Linked DNA regions of Homo sapiens: region 1 is linked to region 2. Evidence: chromatin loops called from intact Hi-C (ENCODE). Cell type or tissue: heart right ventricle. All regions are shown on one strand. Links, peaks and the distances in the headings refer to the core of each region. The heading gives the core; the rest is flanking DNA. Region 1 has its middle 22 kb from the start of SPATA45. Region 2 overlaps VASH2 (vasohibin 2).

What was found. Peaks named below come from ENCODE experiments on the same cell type or tissue, not always from the same donor. Only the 100,000 strongest peaks of a DNase experiment are listed, where the experiment ranks them.
Region 1: a loop joins it to region 2, with 2.2 times the contacts of the local background. A loop is called at or near these places in 80 of 110 quality-filtered maps.

The regions. Positions count from the first base shown.
Region 1 is chr1:212,821,270-212,829,953 of GRCh38, forward strand. It overlaps the pseudogene RPS5P4. Among named protein-coding and RNA genes, the nearest start is that of SPATA45, 22 kb to the right of the region's middle. In heart right ventricle, for the core only: no CTCF peak of the experiment used is centred there; no DNase peak of the experiment used is centred there.
Region 2 is chr1:212,979,244-212,987,927 of GRCh38, forward strand. The region is part of intron 7 of VASH2 (vasohibin 2); the gene reads left to right. Among named protein-coding and RNA genes, the nearest start is that of ANGEL2, 32 kb to the right of the region's middle. RefSeq lists enhancers at 387-436, 2,269-2,488, 2,599-2,748 and a silencer at 724-1,018. In heart right ventricle, for the core only: no CTCF peak of the experiment used is centred there; DNase peaks (open chromatin) are centred at 898, 1,945, 2,811 and 3,377; H3K27ac peaks cover 2,583 bases.

The sequences.
Region 1 (8,684 bases), core at 406-8,405, 160 kb before region 2:
TAATGGCAATATTCTGAGGCTAGCTTGCAGAAGGTGGCAGTGTGTTAGCCACACAGTCTATGCCCAGTGTCTGTGGCAGTGGAGTCTCTATGGTTCTTGTACACTGGCTTGAGTTTGTTTTGTCATCCCTCCTGGAAATTTTATGAACTATTCAATATCCTTCAGTAAATTCCTTTTCTGCTTAAATTAGCCAAATTTGGCTGGGCACAGTGGCTTGTGCCTATAATCCCAGCACTTTGGGGGGCCAAGGCGGGAGGATCACTTGAACCTAGGAGTTCAAGACCAGCCTGAGCAACATAGGGAGACTCGGTCTCTACAAAACATTTAAAAACTCACCAGGCCTGGTGGTACATGCCTGTGTTCCCAGCTACTTGAGAGGCTGAGGTAGAAGGATCGCTTGGGCCCAGGAGGTCGAGGCTACAGTGAGCCATGATCGTGTCACTGCACTCCAGCCTGGGTGACAGAGCAAGATTCTGTTAAAAAAATAAATAAATAAATAATAATAATAAATTAGCCAAATTTTGTTTCTGATGCTTGCCTTTTTTTTTTTTCTTGAGACAGAGTCTTTCTCTGTCACCCAGGCTGGAGTGCACTGGTGCGATCTTGGCTCACTGCGACCTCCGCCTCCTGGGTTCGAGCAATTCTCCTGCCTCAGCCTCCTGAGTAGTTGGGATTACAGGTGCCCACCACCATGCCCAGCTAATCGTTGTGTTTTTAGTAGAGACGGGGTTTCTCCGTCTGGTTGGTCAGGCTGGTCTCGAACACCTGGCCTCAGGTGATCCACCCGCCTCGGCCTCCCAAAGTGCTGGGATTACAGGTGTGAGTCACCACGCCCAGTCATGATGTTTGCATTTTTAAGAACCCTGTTTAATGAGAAAATCAATACCCTGAAGTAGTTGTCATCAAGAGACCCTTAGGAAAATGAAGGAAAATAGGAAAGAAGGAAGAGAGGGAAATCTGGGATTGGTTATATAGCCTGCATAGGTCTCCAGGCAGCAAAATTCCAATTAATTTAAAGGATGAGACACTGGAAGGATATGGAAGATGCTGATCATACTTGTGAAAGCATTTTAAATTCTTATGGCAAGAAGGATATGTATTGACTTGGAGGCAACCAAGGGATACACTGCAATGAACACTGTTTAATATTTTGGGCCTACTTTTCATATAATAAAGTGAGAAAGCCCTCATTTTATGAGGCAGGACCCATCTTCCACCCTAGAGACTGAAAATGCCAAATATTTACTTTCCCAGTGTTCCTCACTATTATGGCAAATACATGACTTAAGTTCCACCAATCAGAGGTACACAGCCCAGATTTTGAGTCAGAAGCCAGGAATATAAAGAAACCAACTGCATGGGACTTTGTGCTGGTGTGGGAAGTAGCAGCTGCACCCATTTTCAGAGGCAGTGGTGGCACTGATCCTAGTAGCTGTATCTAGTGTCCCAAGGCAGTGAGTCTTCATGGACCAGCCTTGTGACCTGATTTGGGGCACTGTTTCTAGCTCTATAACCTACAAACCTGGTTTTTGGCCCTCTTGGAGATTATGTGAGCTACCTAATATATTAATAAATTTGTATGCTTAAATTAGTCAAGGTTGGTTTCTGTTTCTTGAAACTAAACTCTGACTGATAGGGAAGGCAATCAGTCCACAAAACTCCACCATTCCCAAGACCAAAACTTACCTTCCTCTCTTTCCCTCCCATCTTTCATGTATTTTGAGGCTTCTTTCCTGATTTTAAAATGTCAGGATAGGGAATAAGAACTTTGAATTTTCCAGGAATTGCTTAACCTCAACCCCAGAGATGGTCTTGAGCCATTAAACCCTTAGGGGTAGTTATGCCTTGCAATTCATCAATAGCCACAATTCACTGTTTATGTAATACTCCTGTCATTATAAAAAGCCCTCTTGTTGAGGCCGGGAGTTGTGGTCATGCCTGTAATCCCAGCAGTTTGGGAGGCTAAGGCGGGAGGATCACTTGAGATAGAGTTCCAGACCAGCCTGGCCAAATGGTGAAACCCATCTCTACTAAAAATACAAAAAGTAGCCAGGCATGGTGGGTGCGCCTGTAGTCCCAGCTACTCCGGAGGCTGAGGCACGAGAATCACTTGAACCCGGGAGGTGGGGGTTGAAGTAAGATGAGATCGAGCCACTGAACCCCAGACTGGGTGACTGAGCAAGACTCTGTTAAAAAAAAAATCCTTTTGTTGGAAACTCAGAAGAAAAGTCAGGAGTCAGGAATTAATTTGACCAGAAAGAATACACCCGTTGGAATCAAACAAAGAATCGAGTCTGTGAAATTGTAGCACAAAACCCCACACAAAACAAGTCCTAGGGGAACTTCTCCCCAATCCCCAAAGGTCACAAGAGATCTCCAATAACCCCATTTCCCAAGGTTCCTCTCTGGGTTTGAGGTGTGTCACACAGCTACCTCTACCACCACAACAAAGCTTGCCAATGCAATACTGTCACCAAACAGAAATTTACTGGACTGACTAACACATATTATCAGGGAAGCCCATTTTAACAGGGGCCTTCTGAAATCAGTAGCTTCCTATAGAAGGACTCTACATGCAAATGTCATTTGAATCTGCTTCCTCTCACTTTCTTATCTGGGACCCAAATGGAAACATTTATTATTGATGTAATTTAAGAAGCCTAAAAACGATCATTGAAATATCTAGTTTCCTGTCTGTGCCAGGGCGGCACGCGGTCCACGCCAAACAATAGAGATGCTCAGGCTGTGCCCTCAGGGACCAAATGGGAGACAATAGCACCTGCGGGGACAGAGAGCCCAGACATCAAGCTCTTTGGGAAGTGGAGCACCCATGATGTGCATGCAGATCAATAACATTTCCCTGCAGGATTACATTGCAGTGAAGAAGTATGCCAAGCACCTGCCTCACAGTGCAGGGTAGTATGCCGCCAAACGCTTCCGCAAAGCTCAGCACCCCATTGTGGAGTGCCGCACTCACTCCATGATGCCGCAACAACTGCAAGAAACTCGTGACCTTGCGCATCACCAAGCATGCCTTCGAGACCATTCACCTGCTCACAGGAGAGGACTCTCTGCAGGTCCTGGTGAACGCCATCATCAACAGTGGTCCCCGGGAGGACTCCATACGTATTGGGCGAGCCGAGCCTGGGCCGTGAGACCACAGGCTGTGGAAGTGTCCCCCTTGTGCCGTGTGAATCAGGCCATCTGGCTGTTGTCCACAGGTGCTCGTGAGGCCCTTTGGGGCAGCCCCACGAAAAAGAGAGAGAAGAGAAGAGAAGAGAAGAGAAGAGAAGAAAGAGAAAGAGAAAGAAAGATCAAAAACTGTTAATAAAATAGCAATTTGGTTTTCTTTTTCTGTGTGGGTTTTTTTTTTTTTTTTTTTTTTTTTTTTTTTTTTTGAGATGGGGTCTCACTTGACAGAGCGACGATCCAGGCTGGAATGCAGTGGCGCCATCTTGGCTCACTGCAACCTCTGCCTCCCTGGCCCAAGCCATCCTCCCACCTCAGCCTCCCAAGTAGCTGGGACCACAGGCACAAGCCACCATGCCTGGCTAATTTTTGTATTTTTGGAAGAGACAGGGTTTCGCCATGTTACCCACGCTGGTCTTGAACTCCTGAGCTCAAGCAATCATCTCACCTCAGCCTCCCAAAGTGCTGGGATTACAGGCATGAGCCATTGTAGCCAGACACAAAATTTGTTTTTATTTAAATGTTATTAATTTATGTTTAGGGACAGGGTCTCGCCGTGTTGCCCAAGCTTGTCTTGAACTCCTGGCCTCAAGCAATCCTCCAGCCTCGGCCTTCCAAAGTGCTGGAATTACAGGCATGAGCCACCACACCCAGCCACAAATAGCAAATTTCTTACAATTCCTCCAGAGTGCCAGTCAGCCTTGCTCTTTACTAAATTTCCCAGAAGCCTACCAAGGCTGCCCTGTGGATTTCCTGAGCCACCTGGTAGAGCTGAGGATAATGAGTTTCATGTGGGGCCCCCTCTACTCCTCTCTGGTTCTCAAGGGCACGGGCAAGGCCAGAGTCCATCCACCCCAGTGGAATTCAGAGAGTGGGGAATTGGGAATCACGAGCATTGGCCTGGGTCTTTCAGATGCCAGAGAATCCCCCAGTATAAGGTAAAGGGTTATTTTGGGGGACAGCTTCTGTGATGGTTAATTTGATGTGTCAACTTGGTGAGGCTACATTACTCAGCTAGTTGGTTAAACATTATTCTAGATGTTTCTGTGAAGGTATATTGTAAATTAGATTAACGTTTAAATCAGTGGACTGTGAGTGAAGCATGTTACCCTCTGTAAAGTGGATTGGCTTCCTCCAATCAGTCGAAGGCCTTAGAAATAGAAAAAGACTGACCTTCCCAAGCAAGAAGGAATTCCGCCAGCAGACTGCCTTTGGGCTTTGCAGGGAGCCAGGGCAGAAAAGGAGGAAAGTGTCTGTGATTTAGTGCTACTGAGGAAACCCATGCATTGACAGATATGAAACACTCCTGGGAGGGGGTAGAGAGCATGTGGACTTTCTGCCATTTCAGGTAAGGTCAGAGTCCCAATGGATATATTGTCTTGTGACTTTTGAGTTTCTGGTTTTAGCCTGAGACTGTTGTAGGGTGTATAGAGGAGGATAAAGTAGAAAATGCCTAAGGTGGTGTTAGAAATGCAAAATGCTTGTTCCCCAGTGCAGCAAAGAAATAGCACTCCAACATAAATTTAATTTTCTCAGCAAGGCAATTTTTACTTTCTGCAGAAAGTGTGCCCTTCACAGATGGAACAATGGTGAGAGCATACCTGGACAGGGGAAGGGAAGGAGTTATTCCTGATGCAGGTAGCTCCTACTGCTGTGTCGTTCCCCTATTGGCTTAGGTTGGACAGCACAGTCTAAGCTAATTCCGATTGGCTGTTTTAAAAAGAGCAGGAGTACGAGCCGGAGTGGCAGCGTGAGTAGTTTGGTGGGAAAGATGGTTAGGAACAGGTAACTAAGGTGACTTAGGTCAGACTGGGTGACCAGGCATGACTCAGGTCAGAGCAGGTGACCGGAATGAGTCAGGATGAAGCAGGTGACCAGGGGAACAGATGTGAATTACTAACTAGGACTGGTGGGAGAGTTGTTTACTGAAACCAGAGGCAAGGGGGTGAAGAGAACCAGGAAGTTAAGCTTTAAAATGGAGAATCAAAGAATAAGAGAGCTGAACATACTAATATACTCAGCCAGGCGTGGTGGCTCACGCCTGTAATCCCAGCACTTTGGGAGACTGAGGTAGGTGGATCACATGAGATCAGGAGTTTAAAACCAGCCTGACCAATATGGTGAAACCCTGTCTCTACTAAAAATACAAAAATTAGCCAGGTGTATTGGTGCATGCCTGTAATCCCAACTACTCAGGAGGCTGAGGCAGGAGAATTGCATGAACCCAGGAGAAGGAGGTTGTAGTGAGCCAAGGTCACGCCACTGTACTCCAACCTGGGTGACAAAGCTAGACTCCATCTCAAAAAAAAAAAAAAAAAAAAAAAAACAGGCTGGGTGCGGTGGCTCACGCCTGTAATCCTGGCACTTAGGGAGGCTGAGGTGGGTGGATCATGAGGTCAGGAGATTGAGACCATCCTAGCTAACACGGTGAAACCCCATCTCTACTAAAAATACAAAAATACACACACACACACAAAAAAGATTAGCCAGGCGTTGTGGCAGGTGCCTGTAGTCCCAGCTACTTGGGAGGCTGAGGCAGAAGAATGGCGTGAACCCAGGAGGCAGAGCTGGCAGTGAGCCGAGATCACGCCACTACGCTCTAGCCTGGGCAACAGAGCGAGACCCCGTCTCAAAACAAACAAACAAACAAACAAACAAACAAAACATGCTAACATACTGATTCTTTGAAGAGAAAATTGGGGTTCACTATAAATTTAACAGTGGGATCAGGGGTGAGGGAAGGTTTCCAGAAGGAGGTGTTATCAAATTAAATCTTGCACAAATTGAAGTTAGGTAGAGAGGAGGTAACGGAATAAGGCAAGTTCAGAGAGTCACAAGTAGGTCTATAAAACCAGAGGCACACAGCTGGGAGGGTGGATAGGGTTAGGAGAGAGCTGAGGTTAGAGAATGTGTTAATTGTACTGTCCAGCTGGGTGTGGTGGCTCACATATGTAATCCCAGCACTTTGGGAAGCTGAGGTGGGAGGATTGCTTGAAGCCAGGAGTTTGAAACCAGACTGGTCAACATAGCCAAAGTAAAAAAATTAGCTGGGCACGGTGGTGCACACCTGTCTTCCCAGCTACTTAGGAGGCTGAGGTGGGGCAATTGCTTGAGCAGGAGAGGTTGAGGCTGCATTGAGAGGTGATCACCCCACAGCACTCCAGCCTGGGCAACAGAGTGAGACCCTGTCTCAAAAAGAAAAAGAAGAAAAAGAAATGTACCGTCCATACCCTGACACGCCTTTACCAAAACCTATGTGTTTATTTCCTATTATTCATCCTAGCTAGAGCCAAAGAAATAATACTGTATTTGATAGTCTTTATTTGAGCTTCTGAATGTGGGGAGATAATTATCTACAGGACTCCCATGTTTCTGCACATCTAGGGAGCAGAAGCACTGACGACCTTTGTTTCAGGTAATCTCTTTGGAAGATCGTGACTCCCTCTGGAGCAGAGGGCAGCTCTGTTTACCATCCACTATAATGAAGATAATGTCTCTTTCTGGGCAAAGGTTGGGTTTCTTTAAGCTCAGGATTCCTCAGCTATGAGGCAAAACCTCTGCGTGTGTGGCATCTACCTGGACATCTTCACATCGCCCCATGGATCTTGAGGGAGTGGGGGAGGGCAAGGGGAACTGACCCCAACAAGAGGCTTGTGTTCCTTGCTGTGCTCTAAGTAGTAAAATCCTTTGCCTCTGAACCAGGAGCCTCATGTCTTCTGCAGGTGCCCATGACAGCTGTGCCAGGATAATCCTTTAGTTATTAACACTAGGTATTTGCTTTAAAACAAACAAACAAAAACAGGCCGGATGAAGTGGCTCATGCCTGTAATCCCAGCACTTTGGGAGGCTGAGGAGGGCGGATTGCTTGAGGCCAGGAGTTCACGACCAGCAACATGGCGAAACCCCATCTCTACTAAAAATACAAAAATTAGCCAGGCATACACTTGTCATCCCAGCTACTCAGGAGGCTGAGGTGGGAGAATCATCTGAGACCGGGAAGTCCAGCTGCAGTGAGCCATGATCATGCCACTGCACTCAAGCCTGGGTGACAGAATGAGACCCTGTGTCAAAAAAAAAAAAGGCAGACTTTCACCATGTTGCACAGGGTGGAGGGCAGTGGCTATTCACAGCCATGATCCTGGCACACTACAGCCTTGAACTCCTGGACTCAAGTGATCTCTCACTCCAGCCTCCTGAGTAGCTGGGACTATAGGTATCTGCCACCACTGCCTGGCTAGGTATTTGCCTTTTGGGAAGTGAAAAATTAGCTGTAGTTCTGTGTCGTTTGTTTTTATTATTTTTAACATTTTCTCATGGTTGATGAGTCTTATCCACACTGTGCCCTACTATATAGTCCTGACTGACATAGGGTTTTAAGCCAGCTGGCTTATCCATATCCCTTCTAATATCAGAATGCTTTGGCTCTCTATGAATCTGAGCTTCCTGTGGAAGTAGAGGGCAACCAAATAAAAAGTGAATGTCTTATTGAAATAAATACAAATGCCAAGAAGCTCTGGGTTCCAGGCCAGGCAGTGCTCTGCTTGGCATATGGACTAGGTTCTTAACCACACAAAGGAACATAAGCCAAGTTAAGATCTGAAGAGGCTCATGCCTGTAATCCCAGCACTTTGTGGGGCTGAGGCGGGCAGATCACCTGAGGTCAGGAGTTCGAGACCAGCCTGGGCAACATGGTGAAACCCTGTCTCTACTAAAAATACAAAAATTAACCTGGCATAGTGGCACACACCTGTAGTCCCAGCTACTCAGGAGGCTGAGATGAGAATTGCTTGAACCTGGAAAGCAGATGTTGCAGTGAGCCAAATCACACTGCTGCACCCCAGCCTGGGCAACAGACCAAGACTCCGTCTAAAAAAAAAAAAGTGATTTGAAGAGACTGTGATCCAAGAAGCAATGAAACGGAGGTGATAGTAGCCAAATAGGATGTGGCCATGAGATAATTCTAACCATCACCACTGTGGGGATGGACAACGTAATGTAACAGAAAGCCCTGTCTACAGGCACCTTATATTAGCCTCTCAAATATCTCCTTATTCAAATAATCAAAACCATAACTTTAACAGAGGAAGTTAATCTATCATTTATAAGCAAGTGTTAACTTTTTAGCCTTCAACCTGATCAGTGGGGTTGGTCAATATATTCCATTGAGTTATAGAAACAAATATAAACTATTATTTAAACATTTTAGATTACTAAGGAGAAGATTGCCTGGGCATGGTGGCTCACACCTGTAATCCCAGCACTCTGGGATGCCAAGGCGAGTGGATCACCTGAGGTCAGGAGTTCAAGACCAGCCTGACCAACATGGTGAAATGTCATCTCTACTAAAAATACAAAAATTAGCTGGGTGTGGTGGCGTGCGCCTGTAGTCCCAGCTTCTCAGGAGGCTGAGACAGGAGAATAGCTTAAACCCAGGAGGTGGAGATTGCAGTGAGCTGAGATCATGCCACTGCATTCCAGCCCGGGGAACAGAGCAA
Region 2 (8,684 bases), core at 142-8,141:
CTAGGTAATCTTGCTTTTGGCGAGGAAATGAGAAAGTGACAAATATGGTCTTGACCCAATCACTCCACAAACTCCGGGAATCTTACTGTAAGATGGCCAGGACTAGGGTTTGGTGACTCTGTCCCTGTGCTATTCTGTCAGCATTACATAAGGCCATCGCGTCATTTCTAAATGTGTTGGGTGTCATGAGGAAGCTTGGGAGGGGCCCAAAGGGTGGAAAATTACCATAACAGGCGAGAGGCCCATCAGCTGTGGGGTCCCAGTCCCTGTCTGCCATGGATAATTTTAGTGGCATTATATCCCCATCCACCTCCTCCCTCCAGCTGGAGCGACTTCCAGCCTTGAATTCCTCTCCATTTTTGCACTTGTCTAAATAATCCCTTTCGAGAGGAGGATCAGTGTCACTGGGTTGACAAGAATCAGCCGAGGGGGAGGGCAGGTGAAGATGACTGCGTAGCATCCGCTGAGACCAAGTTTCAAGAGGGAAACCAGGACTCCCCCACCCTTCCACCCACGGGTCCTTTCTCACACTGCTCCTCTGGGAGTGTGTAAAGCACCTACTACACTGAATTGTCAAGTTTTTTCCTGTGGTTCGTAAAGAGAAAGGGAGAGGGAGGTTGAGATTCATGTTTCAAAGGCCATCTGTGAACTTAAACCAACTCCTTCCCAGCCCCGGGCCTCAGAACCCTTGCAGCTCTTCACTAAGGGGTGTTCCCAGGGGTTCTCAACTGGGTCAGCTCTGGGAGAGGAGGGTTAGAAGTGTGGTGGGAGGTGGAAGCGTTTGCTTCTCACATCTTGGTAAGTGAGGAGGCTCCTTGCTAGGGCCGGGGGCCTGAGATGGTAAATGCCCCGCAAAGCCCAGGACCACCCTGCCCAATAAAGAACCGTTCCACCTCAAATGCCAACAGCGCCCTCACTGGGAAGCTTCAGCGCTCTCCGAGGTCCTTTCCATTTCTGACAGTTCATGACTCTTGGCTTGCTGCCTATGAGCTGGCCCTGGGTGAATTGGAGTGAGCAGATAGTGATTTTCTGGTTTTGCAGCCAGAGTGACCACGTGAAACATTCTTCTCAATGGAGGCCAGTGTTCCTGAGGACCCATGAGAACCTCTTCATCTTCTCTCCCCTGTGTGGCTGCTTTTTTCCTGCTGTCTCTCCTCCTGTTTTCTTTGCTGGTCACCTTTCTTTGCCTCCCCTTTTCTTCCTCTTTGATTTCCCTTCTTCATCACTGATCTCTGTGGCAGTTCATGGCTCCAGCGGGCTCTGTCTGCCCTGCTGGACACCCTGGGGGTCCCAGAGGTTAGTAAGCCCTGAAAGCCCATCTCCTTTCACTGCAGGGCCTTGAGCTGGACAATGGAATTCCTGCTGCATTCTGTCAGGAAGGATTACGTATGTCCAGACATCTGGTTGAGTAAGGGCAGAAGTTGTTTAATGAAGTCATTGAAAATAAATTTGATTCCATGGTCTAATCACATTGACTGGTGCCCAAGAAGTAATTCTCCTTAGATCCCAAATGAGAAATATCCCCAGTGAGAAAAGGAGATTTCCTTAGGGTGGAAAGTAGAGGGAAGCAAACAAACAAAAAAGAACACTAGGAAGGCTACGAAGGGAAAAGCTAAACCGCCAAGATGGTGAAGGGGCAGTTTCTACTCCAGTGACTGCCTGGTCAGTTCCCCCAGGGAAATTCATATGGCCCAGAGTCTCCAGGGATGCTTGGAGAAACCAAGATGGAATGATGGGCCTCATCAGAAAAGACCACCTCAGGCAGAGTGAGCCAGGAGCCTCTGTGAGCTCCCCAGGGTCACATAGGGTCAGACAGGGGCAGACAGGGTGAGGTTTCCTAGAGCTGAGGGGTTCTTGTCCCGGAAAGGAGAAGTGACATCAGAGCCTGGAAACTGTGCCCTGGAATCTCCAACAGTTGGCCTATGGCCAGAGTCTCCTGCCTGGGGAGGGCTCAAAGGGATGGGCACCGGCTGAAAAATCTCTTCTGGGCCGAATCCGTCTTGGCTGAGGCCTCTGTTTACATAGCAACATCAGCTGTCTGCCCTGGCAGCTGCCAGCACCGGTGCTTTCCATCAGGGGAAGCAAGGAATGTGAGGGAGGAGCGGACTGGCCTGGAATGAAGGTGACAGGTGTGAATGAAGCTTCCCTTTCCCTGTGTCCGTCCAGCTGAGGCCATGCTCTGCCTCTGCGGCCTACCCAGACCGGCCGTGAATCCTAAATCGGGGCCTGGTCTGACCTGATTCTGGCCAGACTCCACAAGAAGGGTGGCCCTGGGGTCTTTGCTTAAACTTGTAAATGCTGGGCCAAGAGCACCCCTGGTTTAATCTCTTCCACATTCTTAACATCCGGGATTAAGAGTCTAACGTTTACAGTGGCACTTTTCCCACACTTCCCTTCCTGGACTCCCGAGCCTGCAGGCTGTACCGCCAGTCTGGCCTTTGTGTTTCTGTGTGAGGGTGAGCACCTGCCGGCACACGTACCCAGACATGGCCCTCAGTCAGAGGTGCGGAAGAGAGACTGGGTGGTTGAGGGAACCCTGTGAACTTCCTCTCCTCGTCCTGTTTCTTTTCTTAAACCTCATCTCTCCCAGATACACCCCTATGCATGTTCAGCCTTGGGATGTGGTCATGTCTCCACTCCATCACTTTCTGGTTCTGAGGCTTCTTGTGGCTGCACAGATGGCACCATCTGGTCAGGCCGAGCTCCTCCTCTGCACTGAGGCTGCCTCAGAGTGTGAAGGACTTGGTGTGCAGCTGTCAAAGTTGAGATAGCAGTGGCAGAGAGTAGTAGGATTTTTGACAGAATAACTTCTCTGTGGAACCACCACCCTGTTCTCCCTAGCCTACCTCCTGCTTTGAGCACCCTCCGTCCAGCTGGCTCCGGGAATGCAGACCTGTCATTGGGGTTAAGTGTAGCCTTGGGGCCAGGCCATCAAGCTTTCACCCTAGTTCACTCTGAGTCCATTTACGTCACAACAGGTGAGGCTGGGACTGTCTGTGCATGTGGATATCCTTTCTCCTGCAAAGTGAGTCAAAGTAAAGTTTTCTACTCTTTTTCCCCTAAAACAAAATGTTGCCGGAGAACCTTGAAAAAAGAAAATTCTTTCATTTCTTTGCCTTGTTTGGAGGAGGATGGCAGGGAGGTGGGGTTGGAGAAATATATTAGTCTAAAATAATAACCCTGGATCCGATGAGAGGTTCTGGGCAAGTGCAGACCCGGCTGAATCATCATCCTAGTGCTCGTGTTTCTTAAAAATAAACCCCCTTGCAATATTCTAATTAGAGCTGGGGGAGCACTTGGAAGAGTCCTCTCTATACACAATAGCTCACCCAGCTCTGGCCCTGAGATGAGCTGGCAAGGACTGAATGACATTTCTGGCTGGGCCCCACAGGCAGGTGGCATGCTGTGATAACCTACTTCTGCCCTATGCCAGCCAAGGAGATTGCAGCCACGGTTGCTGTAAAAGAAAAGGATTTCATCTTCTGGGCAGTTCACCAGGAATCTCAGTTTAGCTCATTTTCTGTCAGTATTAGCCCTTTTCTTCTCCTGGGTTCTGGGTACTTAGTGGAAGGTGGCAGGGGTGGGGATACAGAAGAAGAAGATGACCTAGTCCCTTTCCTTTGGAAGCACTCAAGCTGTTGATGCATTCAGCTTAATGAGTAGGCAGGTTCCCCACATGGCTTTCAGGGGTAAAGCAAACCCACTCCAATACGGAAAATAAATGTTCTTCCTGCTTGTTAATTCTGAAAATGTTGTCATGGTAACTTGAATTCCTGGCTTAGGACTTTGTCTCTAAAATAAAATATCCCATGATAAAGGTAACAGATGATTCACTATCATCCATTTACATGTTAGTGAGAATTTGATTGATAAGTACGTATTCCACAGTGGGATTCATAGATGAATTTCCCTGGTCCCTCCTTTCAAATTGTTCACAGTCTCTGAGGCAGGTGTAATGATTATGAATTGGCAGGATTCTGGAACAGATGTTGTCTTAGTCCATTTTGTGTCGCTGTAACAGAATACCTGAGACTGAGTCCTTTATAATGAACAGGAAATGTATTGGCCCATGGTTCTGGATGCTGAGAAACCCAAGATCAAGTGGCTGACATCTGGTGAGAGCCTTCTTGTTGCACTGTCCCATGACAGAGGGCAAAGAGAGGGAGAGAGGAAAGAAAGAGAGCAAGCACAAGTGTGCAAAGGGGCCAAAGTCATCCTTTTATAAGAACCCACTTTTGAGAAAATACTAATCTATTCATGAGGGTGATGCCCCCGGATCCACACACCTCCCACTAAGCCCTGCCTCCCAACCCCACTGCACCGAGGATCGAGTTTCCAAACCCATGAACTTTTGGGGACACATTTAAGCCATAGCAAATGTACCAAAGAAAATGCCAGAGCATACAGAGCAAGTAGTGGATTGTGATGGTAGGGAGTCAGAAAATACTTCCTGAGGTTAGTGACATTTGGGATTGCCTTCTAAGGATGTGGAGATGTTGGGGAGAGCATTCTAGACAGGAGACAGCATAAGCCAAGGTGCAGAGGCAGGAGTGGCCATGGTGTCCTTCTCAGATGCTTGGAAAGATGCTTTGAGGTGGCAGAGGAAGGGTGAAGTTTGCATTGTGGTTCAGGGTGTGGGCTCTAGATTCTGGGGACCAACTCTGGCTCCAACACTTGCTAACTGCATGACTTTGCTTTGAGCAAATTCCCTACCTTTCAGTACCTCCATTATCTCCTCTATAAAATGGACAGTACCAGTATCAACCCCGTGGGTTATGGTGAGGATTAATTAATCCACGGAAACCTCTTAGAATGATGCCTGGCACATCGTTAAGTGTCTAATAAATAAAAGCTATTTATAATGGTGATTTCCTGGTACCTGGAAGGCATGGGAAAACTGGTGCAAGTGCGAGGGAAAAGACTAAGAAAAGGAGTTCAAAGGTTCCCAAATTAAATTTCATCTATTTTCAAATGTGCCAATAGCAGAACACAGGTAATGGTAAAGAGTGAAGTTTAAGAAACACACAAACTACAAAAAATTTATGGGCTGAGGGGCTCCAAAGTGAGGAATTAAGGTGAGTGGCCAAAAAGTGGCTTCTCGAGGAGGTGGCAGGCCTGTGGCTAGTTAGCTGCAGTGATCCCAGTGAGCCTCCATGACAGGGATGAGCGGGTGGGCTTTGTTTTCTCCCTGAGCCTACCCTGTAGGCTGTTCTGGCCACTGACTTTCTAGGAGAGACTGTCGGGCACAGGACTGAGGGAGAGATAACAGGTCAGTGCAGATCTAGTCCAACAACTTGAAAATACTGTGAAGCTAGTGTCTTATTTTCTTATATGAAGGGCAGCATATTTAGAGTTTCAGAAGGAGGAGAGGTGTGACTTGGTGTTGAGGAAGATGCCAGGCCAGGAAGGCAACATATGTAAGAAAGCTTCAGAAACTCGGATGAGCTAACTGGTAGGTCCTACAAGGACCATGGAACAAGACAGTCTCTTGTTAAGCACATGCACTGCTTAATTTTCAGAGACAACAGGAGATCTAAAGAGCTACCATGGCTTAGGTCCTACATAGTTTGCAGGGTTACAGGGAAGAAGACTGACTCCTAGAAGTGAGTATGACTCCTGACTTCATTTGGACTATGGCCATTCCTCCCGAGTTAGAACTTGCTAGGAGCATGTTCTCCATACTCCACACAGTAACCTTCCTCAGGTTGACTTAGCACCCACTGTTAGTGGATCAGGTTTGGCTAAGGTTAGGTGTAAGCTGTAGCTTAAACATAATTCACTTTTTTTTTCTTTTTTGAGATAGGGTCTTGCTTTGTTGCCCAGGCTGGAATGCAGTTGTGCAATCTCAGCTCACCGCAACCTCCACCTCCTAGGTTCAAGCGATCCTCCCATCTCAGCCTTCCAAGTAGCTGGGACTACAGGCGCATGTCACCATGTCTGGCTAATTTTTTTTGCTTTTTTTTTTTTTTTTTTTTTTTGTAGAGATGGGGTTTCACCGTGGTGCCCAGGCTGGTCTGAAACTCCTGGGTTCAAGTGATCCTCTCTTCTCAGCCTCCCAAAGTGCTGGGACTATAAGCATGACCCAGCGCACCCAGCCATGATTCACTTTTATGTAAAAGCAGCTCAACAGAGGTGGAAATGGGCTTCCTGCTGCGCTGCCATCTTTAGAGACCATCTTTTTTTTTTTTTTTTCTGAGACAGAATCTCACTCTGTTGCCCAGGCTGGAGTGCAGTGGCACGATCTTGGCTCACTGCAACCTCCGCTTCCCAGGTTCCAGTGATTCTGCCTCAGCCTCCCAAGTAGCTGGGACTACAGGAATGCGCCATCATACCCGGCTGTTTTTTGTGTTTTTAGTAGAGACAGGGTTTCACCATGTTGGTCAGGCTGGTCTCAAACTCCTGATCTCAAATGATCCACCCACCTCAGCCTCCCAAAGTGCTTGGATTACAGGCCTAAGCCACTGTGCCCAGCCCTAGAGACCATCTTGAGGTCCCCACTCCAGCCGTCGCTTCCATGTTCCCATCAGCAGGAAGAACAAAGGAAAGAAAAAGATGAAGGGCACATACCAGTTGTCTTTTGAAGACGTGTCCTACTAACTGCCACACCACACTTCCATGTAAATCTCACTGGCTACAACTTAGTCTGAGGCCATGCGTGGGTACAGGGAGGCTGGAAGATGTACTTTGTATTCAAGGCAGCTATGTACCTAACTAAAAATCAGGGATGGGAGACGGGTGTTTTATACTAAAGAAGGGAAGAATGGATGTTGAGGGGCAACTAATAGACGCTGCTGCACACAGATCGTTAGATAAATCAGTTATGAAAATCTAATACAAATGTAGTTTATATTTGGATAAAAAATATATGCTTACCTAATTACAAAACCAGGAAAGGTAGTATGGAAATAATATTTTACTAGCTCTAGGAAATGACCTGCATTTAATCTTTTTCTAAAGCAAGGAATGCATAGGTACTGCAGGTTTATCCTTTTGCCTTATCCTGCAGGCAAATTGAATTTTTGATTGCTGAATTTTCTACAAGTGGGGCACACTGTGGAGCAGTGATTTACTTTTCTAACCACATTTGCATCAGGCTGATGCTAATGTATGGGGAGTCTACTTGAGAAAGTCTCAAATTAGCTATTTGTAAAGATGACACCACCTCAGGCAAGGAGACAAAATGGAGGCTCACTTCAGGCTTTATGAGAGAACCAGATGCATGTGGACTCTTTAAACCTGACTTGTGTGTAAGAACCCTAGTTCTGTCCACATTAGTGGGCTGAGGGCTAGGGTAGGAATATAAATTTGAATCCCCAAGCAAACATGTGTTCCTTTTCCTGTCAATCCAAGAATGGTCCTCATAGTGTCATCTGGGGGCCACTCCTCCAGGCCTGTAGCAGTGGCTTTGTTTAAGGGAATAGCTAATCTCCAGGGCATGCAGAGGCTGGAGGACACCATCCCCTGAAGGATGGAAGCCTTGAGCTCTGATACAATGAGCAGAGTCTACACACTGAAGTGTAGGGATTTCTACTGGCAGTCAGCTGTGTTAATTAGCATCATGTGTATGACCCAGTCGCTATGGGGAGAGACACAAAGAAATAAGAGGCATAATTCCTGACCGATAAAGGAGGGCACATGGTCAAGCTAAGAAATAAGGCCCATGCAACAGATAAGTAAGGTTACAAGTTATTTGAGTAGGGCCTAGTCAGGGATAGTTTCTTGACCACCTTGAGCAGTCAGGTTTCAAAGGGAATGATCAGACTGTTGATGACTATTCCTTCCCATTTCAGAGAGAGAGAGAGAGAGAGAGAGAAAAGGGGTAGTGGAATTGCTGGCAGAGATTAATGCCATTCACTGAGCTGTGCTTTAGCTAGAAGCTAGCTGTTGATTTCTAGTTCTATCAACATTGAATTAGTTGGACCACTTTTATGCCAGGGAAAAACCATTAGCTGTTAGGAAATCTTTCAAGGGCATAAAATAAGAAACCTTCTAACAATTATATTTTCTTTTTGGTCTTTTTTTTTTTTTTTAATACTTAAGAACAAGGTTCGGCTGGGTGCGGTGGCTCACACCTGTAATCCCAGCACTTTGGGAGACCGAGGCAGGCAGATCACCTGAGGTCAGGAGTTCGAGACCAGCCTGACCAACATGGTGAAACCCCATGTCTACAAAAATACAAAATTGGCCAGGTGTGGTGGCACATGCCTGTAATCCCAGCTACTCAGGAGGGTGAGGCAGGAGAATCACTTGAACTGGGGAGGCAGAGGTTGCAGTGAGCCAAGATTGTGCCACGGCACTCTAGCCTGGGCAACAAGGGCGAAACTCCGTCTCAAAAACAAAAACAAAAACAAAACAAAAACAAGGTTTATGTGTAACCTAAACATGTCTTTTTCTTGCAAAAATGGATGTGAAACTTTTGAATTAGAACTCACTAGCCATACTGAATATCCTAAACTTGATTCATGATCTCAGTTCTCTCTTATCCAAGGTGAGAAGAGGCTCATTAAGAAATGGAAAAGTTGTAAGATACATTGTGAGATTGTTTAGGCATAATCGTATATTGGAAGTCATTTAGGACGCATCTTTAATGAAGACAGATGATGTGCTATTGATGTGAATGTTGTATTTCCCAGCTTGAAGTACTTTCTCACATGACTTTGCATAATTGCTTAGTTGTAGTTTTA